Linked DNA regions of Homo sapiens: region 2 is linked to region 1. The links are chromatin loops, found by intact Hi-C in ENCODE. Cell type or tissue: sigmoid colon. All regions are shown on one strand.

The links. Hi-C counts contacts between places; a loop is a spot of excess contacts. Peaks named below come from ENCODE experiments on the same cell type or tissue, not always from the same donor. Only the 100,000 strongest peaks of a DNase experiment are listed, where the experiment ranks them.
Region 2: it touches region 1 in a loop (2.4-fold over the local background); 1 of 110 quality-filtered maps calls a loop at or near these places.

What each region holds. Positions count from the first base shown.
Region 1 is chr12:127,081,357-127,089,356 of GRCh38, reverse strand. All of the region lies in intron 1 of LOC107984449, which reads right to left. Among named protein-coding and RNA genes, the nearest start is that of LINC02405, 25 kb to the right of the region's middle. In sigmoid colon, no CTCF peak of the experiment used is centred here; no DNase peak of the experiment used is centred here; H3K4me3 peaks cover 1,298 bases.
Region 2 is chr12:126,933,733-126,941,732 of GRCh38, reverse strand. All of the region lies in intron 4 of LINC02405 (long intergenic non-protein coding RNA 2405), which reads left to right. Among named protein-coding and RNA genes, the nearest start is that of LINC02372, 63 kb to the right of the region's middle. In sigmoid colon, no CTCF peak of the experiment used is centred here; a DNase peak (open chromatin) is centred at 4,982.

The DNA of each region.
Region 1 (8,000 bases):
ATTTTGGAGGGCTGAGGCAGGCAGATCGCCTGAGGTCAGAAGTTCAAGACCAGCCTGGCTAACATGGTGAAACCCTGTCTCTACTAAAAATACAAAAATTAGCCGGGATTGGTGGTGCATGCCTGTAATCCCAGCTACTTGGGAGGCTGAGGCAGGAGAATCGCTTGAACATGGGAGGCGGAGGTTGCAGTGAGCTGAGATCGCACCATTGCACTACAGCCTGGGCGACAAGAGTAAAACTCCATCTCAAATAAATAAATAAATAAATAAATAAATAAATAAATAAATAAAATAAAGATAATCTAGCAGCCAGGGACAGACAATGTCCTAATGGTCCACACCTGTTAACATTTAAAGTGTTAACTGAATGCAGGCCCCAGGGAGAAACAGATTCCTGAGCATGCATCTTAGAGACAAAAATGGCGGAGTATGGTCTCCCGGGTGCACCCCACTGGAAAAAAGAAAACCTCCGATGGGCATGCATTTAACTCCCTACACACACTGCGCATGCTCAATTCCAAAGGGTCAGGCGGGCTCTGCGCATGCCGGCAGCCCACCCTATGGGAGGAATCATGGGAAAGAGGCCCGCTTATGAAAGTCCTAGGATCCCAATTAAATGGGGCACTTGACCTCTGTTAAACCTTCCCGTGCCCATTTGGGTCTCTTCCAAGGGCACCGTCCTTTCTTCCTTTTCCAAAGCCTTTAAAATAAACTTCCATTCCTGCTCTGGAACTTGCCTCGGTCTCTTTCCCCACTTTATGCCCCTCAGTCAAATTCTTTCTTCCGAGGAGGCAAGGACCGAAGTTGCTGTGGACCCTTAAGGATAGGCTGCCGGTAACTTGGGGTGACTCGGATCTTTGCCACTAGTAACACCATTGCAATTTATTTCCTGCCTGAAGAAAAGATATAAATCACACTGTTCATAATGTTGCATTCTCCCTAATAGAAATTATTTGAAACCTATGTACGTACTTTTCATTGCTAGAAAGAGGTTAATTAATACAGTGGCTGGATCACAGTTATCAATATCACGTTTCAAGAATCCTGGGAAGTCTGTTGTAGTTGAGCGTACTTTTATAAAATCCCAAGTCAAGCTTTTAAACTGAGTCCCACTGTCTGGTCAGTGGAAAATAAAGTCTCATTTGTGGTTTTTGGCTTTTCTTCCTGTTATCTGTGGTCCCTGAAACCACTCTAGCAAAAGGCACCTGAGTGGAGGAGGCTCATGGGTTAGCAGCACTGATAAGGATGGAGCAAAATGGATTGACATGCATCACCCAAAATTCTTAACTTCAGCTGTCAGATGACAGAGAAAGAACCTTGAACACAATAATTGCCTTTTTCCGCTCAGAGCCTCAGTAACATTTTTTCTAACGTAGAAAGTAGAAATCGGCATGCTAGTTTGAGATTTTTATATAAAAGGTCATCTGTCCACAGCAAAGCAAACCTGGGTACCTGGAGGTGATAATTACCTTCTGGCACCACAGCCTCCTGAGATTCGCTCAGGCAGGCTTTTATTTTCACTTCCTTGAAATTCAAGGTACAGTAACATGTGGGGCCTCTGAACTTAAACACCTGGTTTCCTAATCTATGTTATAACCCAGGCAGGGGAAATGGTTACTTACTGTTAAATGTGGAATTTTTATCTCAGACACAGAGCCAGCAAAATGTTATTTATATTTTTCAACTTGGGATGCTCCATGATTGAGTCAGGAAAATGCCTTATTATAAAAGAGGGAATAAAGTACACAAGTCATTATGACTCCTATTGATAAAAGGACTTCAGATGACTTTCCTTCAGCAAATTCATTTAAATCTAAACATGGACAAGATTTCACAAAAAAGTGACATTTTCTTCCTCCTTGCTCCTGACCTTAATAAAAATAATTTCTTATCCGCATTTATTTCTGCAAATAAAGAACTAGTTATGGAGAAGTCCCTAGGCACAAGGCATCTGTAGGATCCTGTCTGTAGGAAGCATCTTATGAGGAAGCCTGAGACACAAGCATTGCCCTGAATAGACAACCTGTCTGAGCCTCCTTTCCATCATCTCTAAAGAGGATAATGATGGAATCCCCTGACTCTGGCACGTGTGAGGATGCACACAAAGTGCAAGGCAGGTATAAAGACACAGTAGAGCAGGCTTCGTTTTGTGTTTTCATTGATTGTGGCTCTTGTCCCAACCACCTTCCCCACCCAGCATTGATTAATTGTAATGAATGAGAAACATCTTGCATTTGTTGAAAATATTGCAACCCTTACATGGTGCCTTTAAATTTTGCAGGTGTGAATTATTCTTTCACAGAAGAAAGTCTAAGGGCAATCTGGACAGCATCTGTGTTTTGATGCAGGTTTGTACCCGTATGGTGTAATATAGAGTTGCAGAGAAGACGCCCGTGGACCTTTGGTGGCAGTTTCACCTGGGTCAGGAGTTGCTGTGTTAAATTCTCTCCTAGGGAGAGTCTAAAATGAAGCTATTGGGTTGTCCAGCATCTGGCACCGGGCCCAGCCCAGTCAATGGGGTATTAATTAAGCATTCATAGAAGAAACAAACACACTGCCCATGATTTTCCAGAATTTTGAAAATGTTTAAGTCTAATGAACAGTGAAAATAATATGGAAAATAATAATAAGATAGGTGGTAGACTTTCAGTAAATATGAGCAATAGACTTTTGACAGTTAAGGATACCTAAAACTTCTCTAATCTTCTATAAAAATTATTTTTAAATCTTTTGAGTTGTGTGTGTGTTGGTGGAGAGTTTGTGGCAGAGATTGACGATAACTCATCCGTACACTTAGTGAATCATGACTATGACTTTGATCATCCTACTTTAGAATGTAGAGGAGATAAACCCAAGGTTGTGCTGCTTGTTTCAGAAGCTGAACTACCAGGAAAATAGAATTTATCCATCTTGGTCTTTACTATGTGCCCAGAATAGTGCCTGTCATGTAATAGGTGCTTAATAAATATTCAGTGACTTAAATAAGTTTTTTAAACCTATTATTATGAGTACGTCTATTGATTGGGTTGTTTCTGCAGCATTTGCATCTTTGTCTTCTGGGCATCCTCACGTCAATTTCATATGGGCCTGAGTCTGATTTCTTTTTTGTGACAAAAGTTGCTTTAAAAAATAACTGAATATGCCAGTGAAAGATGAGTGTTTAGGAAGTGGAGGAGGTTGTGTGACTGGATGTCAGTGGCCATCCAGGGAAGGGCATGTCTCACCAAGTTGGCGAGCCCTGCAGGAATTACCTGTGGACCAGAAGTGAGTGTGGATGGATCCGTTACATTTTATCCCATGGAATGGGGAGGCATGTAAAATAATTCATAGGTTGCCTTCTGCTGAGGGAACGCAGACATCTGCCTTTGTCTAGATTGAGAAGGGTGTGAATAACCAGATCTTGGTGGAAAGCTGCTGTTTTCTTTAGAATGTAAACGAGATAAAATGGATCTGTTCTCAATAATAATTATTACTTAGATTGTGTCTGGAGTTTTCCACCCTGCCTTCTACTGGATGGAATCCATTTTCATGTATTCTTCAAACTGTGACTCAGGATTCTCACTACCTCTTTCCTTCCTTTCCTTGTTTCCTCTACTTTCTTCTCTTCCATCTTTCTCTAATCCTTCTCCTCCTATTCTTTACCCAATTATGTTATGTGATGTCTAAGCACCCCAAACTGCACTGATTTAGGTCATTGCAGGTTTAATGTGTCTTCTTCAAATAGTATTTTTTTTTGTCATTGTCACTCAAGTATCTGTGAGCTCAGTAACACAGAAGACTTTGTAAGAACTCTCATGTAAGATACCTTTTATCAGACAGAAATATGGTGTTGGTGAAAATCTCTCAGCATATATGTTGGCTTGTAGTATAGCTACCACATGCCAACAAGGTTGGACCAGTAAAGTTATAGGGCTTATTGAGAGCTCATGTATCCATCCAGTGGCTCCCAAACCTTCATGATTTGAGTTACCTGGGAAGTGTGTGCAGCACACAGATTTATACATACTGCATCAGAATCCCCCAGAAGTTGACAACTGCAAAAAGTTCTCCACAGATGATGCCAATGCTTAGCCAGAGTTAGGGATCACTGTCTGTGCTAAAAGGGACTGAATTTTCCCAGAAGAGGATGTTATTTTCCCTCATTGATAGACTTTGCTACTTCTGACCTTGCAACTTACCACAAGGTTTTCCTGCTGGTGGTCAGGTCAGCTCTCTGCTTCGGATAAATTATACTTCCCTGGAAATAGATGCTAGAACAATCACTTCAAGTATGCTACTCATCATGTGAAAAATGGTGGAGCTCCACTGTAAGAATGAACCAATGGAGGCAAGGTATTTATATCAAAAAGAAGCAATTAATTGCTCAGGGTAATCCCAGCAATCAAAACTAGGTTCCAATAAAGCTGCAGACAATTGAGGATGCCTGTGAAAATCATTTTATTCCATCTCTTCCATCTCAAGTGGTTTCCTATCTTGATTGACATCCTGGGAGTGTTTAATACATGCAGATGTGCTCTTTTACCTAAAATACCAGGATGTATTTCATTGTTTGCCTAGCTAATGCTGTTGTAAAAAAAAAAAAATAGAAAAAAAAACCCACTTCGAGTGGCATAATACAAACCTAACAGCTAAATCCAGAGGAATTTTATAAAATGCCAAGCTTGAAAAGATTTAATTATATTGTTATGACTAATTGCATAGTGCAATACTGTGAGTATAGTACTTATTGTTTTTGGGAGTTGTTTTCCTTCCTTTCTAAATATACTATTTTAAGAGCAGTTATAGGTTTATAGAAAAGTTGAGTAGAATGTAAAGAAAGTTTGCACAGACTCCCTCACCCCTCCCAGGTCCCCCTATTATAAACGTCTTGCATTGATGTGGTACATTTGTTAACAGTGGGTGAGCCAATAATCATACATTATTATTCATTAAAGTCCATCATTACAGTAGGGTTCCCTCTTGGTGTTGTACATTCTACAGGTTTTGACAACTACATAATGTCATGTATCCACCACTATAGCACGATACAGAATAGTTTCACTGCCCTAAAAATTCCCTGTGTTCCATTTGTTTATCGCTCCCCACCCCCCAACCCTGGGAACCACTAGTCATTTTGCCTTGTTTTGTCTTTTGAAGAATGCCATATAGTTGGAATCAGACAGTATACAGCCTTTCAGATTGACTCATTTTACTTAGCAACATGCATCTAAGTTTCCTCTATATGTTTTTTGTGGCCTGAAAACTCATTCTTATTGCTAAACAATATTCAATTGTGTGGATGCGACACAGTTTGTTTCTATGGAATGGCATAGGTCTTTGAACTTAGTATGGAATAATGCAGACCATATTCTTTCCCAAAATAGAATTAAAAAATGATTTTTGGTGTCATTTATACTCTCGCTTTATCCTCTCATCTGTGAGCTGTCCCTTACGCCCAAATAAGTTCAGATTAATTTTAATTAAACTCTTTGGAGGTTTCTAGCTCCATAATTGAACACAAAGAAGACAAAATAATGCAGAGATGCATTCAAATAGGGGAATTTTTATTTGTGGAGATTTAGAAAATTACAGTTCTCAGAAAACATAAGTTTTGTGGTGATGGGTCAGTTTACAGTAGATCAACCCTCCCATTTAGAACAACTACATTAATTAACTGGTAAAGCACCAAAGGAAATAACGTTTGTTTAAAGCATTGCAAAGCTATCTTGTTTCCTCAGGTTTTGAGAAACATTGTCCCTAGGAGAGAAAGGAAGCACTTCAAGGTGAGCCCAGCGTTTGATTCTGCCTTATCATTGCGATATTTGCTGACTCATAAGCAGTGAAGAGTAGAAACCCGAGATGCTAAATAGAAAGTGAAACTAAAATGCAGCAAATGCCAGGCAGAGCTTTTACTGATCTTACAGTTCTGGGAAGGCTGAATGTACAGTTAAGGGTAGCCAACCTATCAGTTAGGAAGGAAAAGTGAACCTGGAAATCTCTAAACTCCTTTGATGCTCAAGATACTTCCTTATATATAATAAATAAATAAATAAAATATTAAATTTATATAAATAAATAAAGACCAAGAGGCAAAAGAATCAAGTAGGAAGCAGCAGTTAGGAGGCTGAGGAGTCAGCAGAGCCTCTGCAATCCCTAAATGTGGAAGGAAAAACAGTTGGGTTCAGAACTCAGCAAGAAACATAGCCCCGGTAAATGACTCAAGCTTTATACTAAAAGATTGCATCCTATAAGCAAGAAAAAATAATCCCTCAAGACTTACAAAAACTGAACACAAGCCTCAAGTCTTCTTAATCAGATAATAGAAAAACAAATGCAGCCTGCATACATACACACTAACTGCTTCCCAGAAGCTAAGCTCATGCAAAGCCGTTTCAAAAAAAAAGTCTTATTAAAGATTTGTTTTAAAAACTATCAGGTTTACCAAAGGAAATTACCAAACACAAGAAAAATAAAATATTATTTAAAAACCCTCATAAACATATTCAGTAACATAGATGATGAGATGAAAAATTTTAACAGAAAAGAGCACTCTATACAATTATTCAAATGAAATTCTATTACTAAAATATACAAGATTTTAATTAATAAACAAATATGTGGGCTTAACAGCGTATTTGGCAAAACTAAGATGATGATTAATGATTGGGAATACAGGCCAGTAGAAAATGGTCAGATGGAAATATAAACAGAGAGGAATCAAACATAAAAACATAGTTTAAATGGACATTAAACATATAAAAACATTTTTGGAATGGAGAAATAGCCTGACAAATGTGTGTAATCAGTGTCAAAATTAGAAAAGAGAATAGAGAAGAATATTAGAGGAGATTCTGAGAGTCTCCCGAAACTAATTAAATAAATTTTGCTTCAATTTTAATAAATCCTACAATGGCAAGGAAAATAAATACAAATAACTTGGCAGCTAGGCTAATCAGAATAAAAATGTGGAAAGAAAAAAACAGAAGAAAGAAAAATAAACATTATATTAAAAAACGAGAGTGTCTTACGACACTCTTCCACAAATATACCCAGGCTTAGAAAGCTTCCAGATAGTAGAAAAAAAAAAATACATCAATGTCACATCAACTCTTCCACAGTAAAAGAGGAAAAACGTACACAGTTTCTCTATTGTCCAGCATAACCTTGGTCCCAACACATGGCAAAAACACTATAAAAAGAGTTCAGGGCCAGGTGCAGTGGCTCACACCTGTAATCCCTGCACTTTGGGAGGCCGAGGCGGGCAAATCACCTGCGCTCAGGAGTTCGAGACCAGCCTGGCCAACATGGTAAAACCCCGTCTCTACTAAAGGCACAAATAAAAAATTGGTCAGCCATGGTGGCACATACCTGTAATCCCAGCTCCTCGGGAGGGGAGGCTGAGGAATGAGAACCGCTTGAGCCTGGGAGAGGGAGGTCACAGTAAACTGAGATTGCGCCATTGCACTTTAGCCTGGGCAACAGAATAGGTTGGCTTTATTATGGAAATGGTAGGTTAGTTTACGTTTAAAAAGCCTGTCAATATAATCACTACAGTAACAGAATTAAGCAAACAAATAGAACATGATTCTTTCACTGAAGGAGAAAAACATTTAATAAAATTTAACCCAGTATGATCAGTTACTCAGAGCTATCTGGGAACAGAAGGAAATTTCCTTAAATGTATAAAAAACTTGTTCAAAACATATGAAACAGAACCTTACTCAATTGAGGAAATATTGACATTGTTCTGCCTATTATGAGGAATGAGAGAAGGATGCCTGATATCACGACTTTACTCAGTATTTTCCCAGAGTTATAAGAACTAACAGATACAACAATTGGAAAGAAAGAGATAACTCTGCCACTGTTTGCAGATTGCAGGAGAGACTAATCCAAAATGTCAATAACGTTTGATAAAAATACAGTGAGAGGGTGGTGCCAATGTGCATCCCACCGGAGTTGCTAAAACGAAGAGATTAAAAATGCCAAGTGTTGGTGGTGACATAGAGCCACTGGAACTC
Region 2 (8,000 bases), 150 kb after region 1:
AGCCAGGAAGTGAGCCCTCACTGGACACCAAATCTGCTGTCATCTCGCTCTTGGACTTCCCAGCCCCCAGAGCTTTGAGAAATGCACTTCTATTTATAAACTACCAATTTATGGCATTTTGTTATAGCAGCCCAAATAAACCAAAACAATATACACTTATAGCACGACCTACAATATGACTTGCTATTCCCTCTTTATCTGAATGAAACCTTATCCAGATTTAAAATTTGTAATTCACTGCACCATGTTCTGTCTCCAACTCAGCTTTATAAGCCATTGTGTGATTTTTCACAGGCCAATCCAAGACCTTTCAACTATGTCTTATTTGAAAGCAACTGTGGATTTCCAGATCCTCTAATTCTGGGAAGTGTGTGATTCTTCTTCTATGGTAGCCGTAGATGTCCACTTGCTGATTAGCTGGTGACAAGAGCTGGGCAGGCAAGACTGTGGAGACTTAAATAGTGCTTAAGTAATGAAGACTGCAGAGCAAATTTTCTTTCTCCAAAAAAAAGTTGCTTCATTGCATACATAAAATCCTTTCTCCTGGAAATGAGAAAAACAGGTGGCTGCAATTTATATGAGTTACATTGTGACCTCATTTTTGTAATTTACACTTTTTCTTCCTTAATGATAGCTTTTTTTTTTAAAACAGAACTGCTGATGGGTACTTATGTGGCATGATGGGTATTTATATGGCACGATTTTTCTGTGTCCATCTTCTTTTTTGCACTACTTTGAAAAGTTTTAATAAGAAATGTAAGCACTATCTACTGGAACCATAATGAACAAAGAACTAATGCACTTATTTTTGCTTAAAAAATGTAAATCCAAGTAGAGCACTTGTGGAAATCATGAACAAGAACCTTGTGACTCTACATGTTGGTTTTTTACAATTTTTGTCTGTCGAGTCCTGAGTTCTCATTACAGTATAAGATTCTTTTGCCCTATCAAAGGACATAAAATTCAGAAACTCTAAATAAAATAAAGACAAGTTAAGTGGTTCCTACTGGAGGCAGTTAATGCAAAATTAGATGAGTCGATAAAACTGAGTAATTATGATGAGAGTTGGTTTGTTTAATTTACTTTATTTTTTTGAGTAGTTTTAGGTTCATAGAAAAATTGAGAGGAAGATGGATGCTTTTTTGTATGTCCCCTACCCCCAACACATGCACAGATTACCCCATTTCTAACATCCCTCACCAGAGTGGTTCGTTTGTTAGAGTTGACAAACCTACATTGACACATCATTATCACCCAGCGTGCACAGTTGATGTTAGAGTTCACTCTTGGTGTTGCACATTTTATGGGTTTGGACAAATTTAAAATGACACGCCTTCATAGAGTGTCATGCACAATAGTTTTACTGCCCTAAAATTATCTATATTCTGCTTATTCACCCCTCTCACCCCCAATTCCTGGAAACCACTGAAGTTTTTACTGTCTTCACAGTTTTACCTTCTCCAGAACGTCGTATAATTGAAGTCACACAGTATGTAGCCACCTTTTCAGACTGGCTTCCTTAACTTAATAGTATGTTTCTAAGGCTCTTCCACATATTTTCATGGTTTAATAGTTCATTTCTTTTCAGCACTGATTAATATTGCCTGGTCAGGCTATACCACAGTTTATTTATCCATTCACTCACTAAATGGCATCTTGATTGATTCTAAATATTGACAATTATGAATAAAGCTGCTATAAACATCCATGTGCAGGTTTTTATGTGGAAATAAGTTTCCAGCTTTTTTGGGTAAATACCAAGGAGCATGATTGCTGGATTGTATAGTAAGAGTATGCTTAGTTTTCTAAGAGGCCCCAAACTCTCTTCCAAATAGAGTGTACCATTTGGCATTACCATGAATAACAAGAGGATTTGTTGCTTTACCTTCTCACTAGCATTTGGTTTTATCAGTGTTCTGGATATTGACAGTTCTAATAGCTGTGTAATAGATCTCTTTGTTGTTTTAATTTGCATTTCCCTGATGACATATGATGTAAAGGATCTTTTCTTATGCTCATTCCCCATCCATGTATTTTCTTTGGTGAGGTGTCTGTTATAGTCTTTGTCCCATTATTGTTGGAGAAAATTGCTTTTTTTGGTAACTTAATTTTCCATTATTATATTTTATCATACTTTTTCTTCTCTAGTTTTATTGATGTGCCTAAGTATCCTTGGCAACAAGTGTTCTGTAAAGGTCATAAGGACAAGATAAGGGTAAAATGAGAGCTTTATTAGCAGTTTTGTACTCATCAGTGGCTCATGCCTCCCTTCTCAGCATGTAACTCTTCATTTTGCACTGAGCAGTTTTGCACAGTTGTCAGTTTTAAGGTAGTTACATGAGCCAACACAGACATAACCAGCTTCACCACCATTATCACTGGAAGCAATTCTTTATTTTTATTTTTCCAACATTTATTTTAAGTTCAGGGGTACATGTGCAGGATGTGCAGGTTTGTTACATGGAGGTGTGCCATGGTGGTTTACTGCAGAGATCATTGCATCACCTAGGTATTAAGCCCAGCACCCATTCCTTCCTTATGAACTCTTTTTCTTCTGAGTTCTAACAGCCATCCTGGCTAAGACATCATAAAACATCAGACAAAGGAGACGCCGACTCCAGCAATAAAACACTTCCTGACAGTATTGAACACATTAATACACACCCAAACACACACACACACAAACACATACACATAGACACACACAAATACACATACATATATACATACACACAAATATATGTATATGCATCTACACACACGTACTTATATAAACACAGAGATATATACACATGCATGCACATATACATGTGTGCATTCACACACGTGCATTCACATGCATATATACACACATGCATACATATATACACATAATTATATATGTGCATACATATATACACATAAATAAATATACACATGCATACATACACACATACACAAGTGCACATACATATACATGTACACATATACACACAGATATACACACAGATATACACAATACACATACCTATATACACACAGTGCACATACCTATAGACAGACACATATGTGTACAAATGTTTACACACATACATGTATATACACATACCCATGCATATATATAAACACACATGTATACATACATATATACGCACTATATATAAATATAAACATACATACAAAATGTATACATACAAGTGTATATACACATACATATAGGCATATACATTTATGTAAGCATACAATACATACATACATATGTTATTTCTATACACATGCTATATGTACTCAATTATATAAGTACACATGTATGTATTTTCTCTACTTCCTTTGGATATTCTAAGAACAATATTGATCCACTCATCCATCACATATTTCCTGGGGGCTATCTATAAGCTGGCCATTTTGACAGATTGCATGATATGTTAGAAAAAAGGCAAAAACCTGCTCCTTCTGCCCCTTATATTCACTAGTGATTTAGTGCCACTGAACCTGAATGGACACGAGAGGAGCACGAAGCAGATGATGAGGGCTGTGAGATGGAAAGGAGAGATGCTCTTACTAACGATTGTGATTAATAATTGTTGACAGATAATGACAGTACTCATGATGATAATGATTGTTATTATCACCTGGAAGATTATTCAGCAAATAGTCCTTCTCCTCTCTGCTATTACAGGGGACAAAAGTGCTTTCTTTCCTAGTGATGTTGGGCATGGCCATAGACTGACTTTCGGCAGTGGGATGTGGGCAGAGGCAGCAGAGTGCCTCGTAAAAAAATATGTGACACGTCTGCCAGCCTCTTATGCTCCAGTGCTCCAGAAGGGATCTGAATGCAGGCTGTCATGGGCACCATCTTAGTATGTTTATTAAGCCCTTCCATGTGGGTCAGGAGGCTTAATAAACATACTAAGATGGTTATTTTGTAGGTTCTTGTGGTGAGAGAGCAACATTTCGTAAGGCCTCTTATTCTTCCAACCTGCCCTTCTCCATCTGCATGGAGACTGGGGAGAAGAATCCAGGAAATTTCCTTTTCTGACATCCCTGCAGCTCAGCAAGGCCCCTTGATGATGTGGCATTTGCTTATGATCTTGGGGGAAAGTCCATTTATCAGAGGTTATTAACCAGGAGTGCACTTTAATCAATCACAAATATTTATCTGCCACACACAGAGGACAGAGTAGCTAACTGACAGAAGAGTGTCTTGTCTCTATGGCACTTTTAATCTATAGGAGAGCATTTTCAAAACCCAAATGCCTGACTGTAGACTTTCTGTTTTGGTGGGTATGAATTTGACACTGTGCTTTTAAAAAATGACAACTGCCACAAAGCTTCTCATCACATTTTGATGGGCAGAAAACTGCTGAGCCCAAGTTATAAGTAACAGGTTTGCTTATTGGTAATAATAAAAATTATACATATTAAAAAATGTTGTCCCGCATATAATTCCTTCTTTTCAAATTATTCATAGAGGCAGGAGGCAGAGAAATTCTAGGCAGACGGGGGTGGATCCCCAGTGAAACCACGCCTTCAAGCCAAAAATACAAATAAAAAATCAGCCTGGAACCGCTGGCCCAACGTGAGATCTTCTATTCTTGTTTGCCCGCTCTCTCCCGATTGGTTCTTTCTGAATCACACCTTTTTACCAATCAAATGTAGCCTTTTCCAAAATTACCTACAGCCTGCCCCAATCCCATCCTGTGCCTAGGAAGACCCCAGACTCAGTCAGTAGTGGGAGAGATGGCTGGACCTGGAGAGAGATGGCCGGACCTTGAAGGAGATGGCGGGACTTCGGGGAAGATAACCTGCCCTTCCCATCCTCTCTCCAGCTCTCCTCTCTGCTGAGAGCAGTTTTCATTGCTCAGTTAAATTCTCCACTTTCACTATCCTTCAGTTGTCTGTGTGACCTCATTCTTCTTGAATGCAAGACAAGAGTTTGGGACTCACCAAGTGTGGGTACCCAAAAAGGCTGTCACACTGGCTCATTGCCCTCCCCGGCAGAGGACAGCTGACTCATGCAATGAGGCAAGGAGCCAACTGAGCTGCCAACACGCTGCCATCCAGAAACGGCAGAACTAAAAGAGCACCGTAACACCTCCTCTTGGGCTTCAGGGCCACAGGCATCCCCACCTAGGTGCCACCACAGGCCCTGCAGGACCAGCCAGCTGGACCCTGCACTTGCTCGCTCACGTGCTGCCTCCTGCAAGGGGGTGAGTGTGGCAGGCCAGCTAAACCACACATCCCTGTCACGGGTCCAGCAAAAAGGCCGAAGATATTTTTGTATTATTATGACCACCTGCTAAAACTGAAAGTTGCAGAATTCACTATGAAATGGTGAGTGATAAAGTTCTCATTTACGTGGATATGTTTTTTTGTTTCGTTTTTAATGAGACAGTCTCACTCTACCACCAAGGCTGCAGGGCAGTGGCACCACCATAGCTCACTATAGCTTTGACCTCCCTGGGCTCAGGTGATCCTCCTGGCTCAGCCTCCTTAGTGACCAGGACCACAGGTGTGCATCACCTCACCCACCTAATTTTTGCGTTTTTCATAAAGACAGGAGTCTCTCTATGTTGTCCAGGCTAGTCTCGAACTCCTGGGCTCAAGTGATCCATCCACCTTGGCCTCCCAGAGTGCTGACATTATAGGCATGAGCCACTACATCCAGCCTAGGTGGAATCATAATAATAGTTTTCTCCTACTAGGACATTTGATTATTTTCTTTAATATTCATTACCTAATGCCTACTAGACTTTCTGGTACAGAGAAAATAGTTAATATATATTTTTAAATAATTAAATTCGAAGTTAGCACCTACTCTAATTATTAGGATGGTGCAAAAGTAATTGTGGTTTTTGCAGTAATCTATAATTCGTTCATTCAGCAAGTATTTGTTGAGCACCGAAGCCCACTTAATACTGTGCACAAATACACTGTTCCCATCTTCTTGTGAGAACAGGAGATTGTCTGATTGGACTCCTTAGGTGCAAGCGTGTGGATGTTTGAGGTGGTAAAACTGGAAGCATTCTGTGCTTGCACTTGGCTTTTTACCTTTCTTCTTCTCTGCACTGTGGATCTGACAGCTTGTCTTAAGATTCACTCTTTATCATCCTGATTCCCTGAGTATCTCCGGGAACAGAGTCTCCTAACCCCATTAGTTCATGTTCGTCATTGAACATGATTGAAAATACTCTCTTGTTATTACAAGCCGCTGGTAATTTGATTTTGTTTAGCATAACCTGATCCACCCTGACTGACACAAGCCCCACTCTCTGTTAAATACTGTATTAGATGCACTAAACACACAAAGAACAAAACAGTCTCTACACTCAACGTACAGAAAAACCTAGTAAGTTGGCAGATGGATGGAGTGGCTACCCTCTTGCAAATATGAAATATGCAACACAGTATTGTTACCTGTAGTCACATCGTTTTACATTAGATGTCCAGAACCTATTCATCTTTCCGCAGTGAAACTTTGTACCCCCTGACTGAACCCTTACTGTCCCCTTCTCCCCACATCCTGGCAACCATCATTCTACTCTTTGCTTTTATGGGCTGGACTATTTAAATTCCACAGAGGAGTGAGTTCATGCACTATTTGTCTTTCTGTGTCTGGTTAATTTCACTCAGCATACGTCCTCCTGGTTCATCTATGTTGTTACAAGTGGCAGAATTTCCTTCTTTTTACAGGTTAATAGTATTCCCCTGTGTGGACACACCCACACAGACACACACACACACACACACACACACACAATGTTTTATTCATTCATCCATTGACAGAAATTTATAGTGTTTCTATTATAAAGATAATTATATTTCTATATGTTTATATTACCTATATTATATTGTTTATATATCTTGGCTATTTGTAAACAATGCACAAGTGACAGTGGGAGTGCAGCTGCGTCTTCAACATACTCATTTCATCCCTTTGGATACATACTTAGAGGTGGGATTGCTGGATCATAATGTGGTTTTTATACAGTGGATACCACCAGATGCTTGAGCTAACTCTTTTGAGTGCATGTTTTTGGTTTTTTGTTTGTTGTTTGTTTTTGTTTTTGTTTTTGTTTTGAGCAGGAGTCTTGCTCTGTCGCCCGGCCTGGAGTGCAGTGGCACGATCTCGGCTCACTGCAAGCTCTGCCCCCCTGGTTCACGCCATTCTCCTGCCTCAGCCTCCTGAGTAACTGGGACTGCAGGCGCCCGCCACCACGCCCAGCTAATTTTTTGTATTCTTTTTTTTTTCAGTAGAGACGGTGTTTCACCGTGTTAACCAGGATGGTCTCAATCTCCTGACCTCCTGATCTGCCCACCTCGGCCTCCCAAAATGCTGGGTTTACAGGCGTGAGCCACCGCGCCCGGCCGAGTGCATGTTTTTTTAAACAGGGTCTTTCTTTGTCACCCAGGCTGTAGTGCAGTGGTACACTCATAGCCTCAATCTCCCAGGCTCAAGCAGTTCTCCCACGTTAGCCTCTCAAGTAACCGGAACTAAAGGTATAGGCCATCATGCCTGGCTAATTTTTGTATTTTTTGTAGAGGCAGGATCCCCCTATGTTGCCCAGGCTGGTCTTGAACTCCTGGCCTCAAGAGATTCTCCTTCCTCAACTTCCTAAACTGCTGGGATTACAGACATGAGTCTCCTCGCCTGGCCTTTGAATGCATTTTTAAGGAGTGAATAATACAATTGTTATTTAATATCAACTTGTAATCTAAAGACAGTTTTGTAAGTGTAACAGATTATTGATTTGTATTTGCAAATTTTGTTTTTGGGTAAGAAATTGGGATATTAAACTTGACGACTTGACTCTAATGTAGATATTACACAAATACTTCTGACTTTGTTTTTCCTTTAAGGAATATAGAGCTTAAGTAAAATACTTATCTGAAAGTTATCACGTGGTTTTAGTTAAGCAAATAACTGTTTTTGTTCTTATTTTTAACAAAATAATCACATGTGGTAGCAGACAGGCTATTCCATTTCCTTGTTACACATTCTTTTATAAAGAGGGATTTCC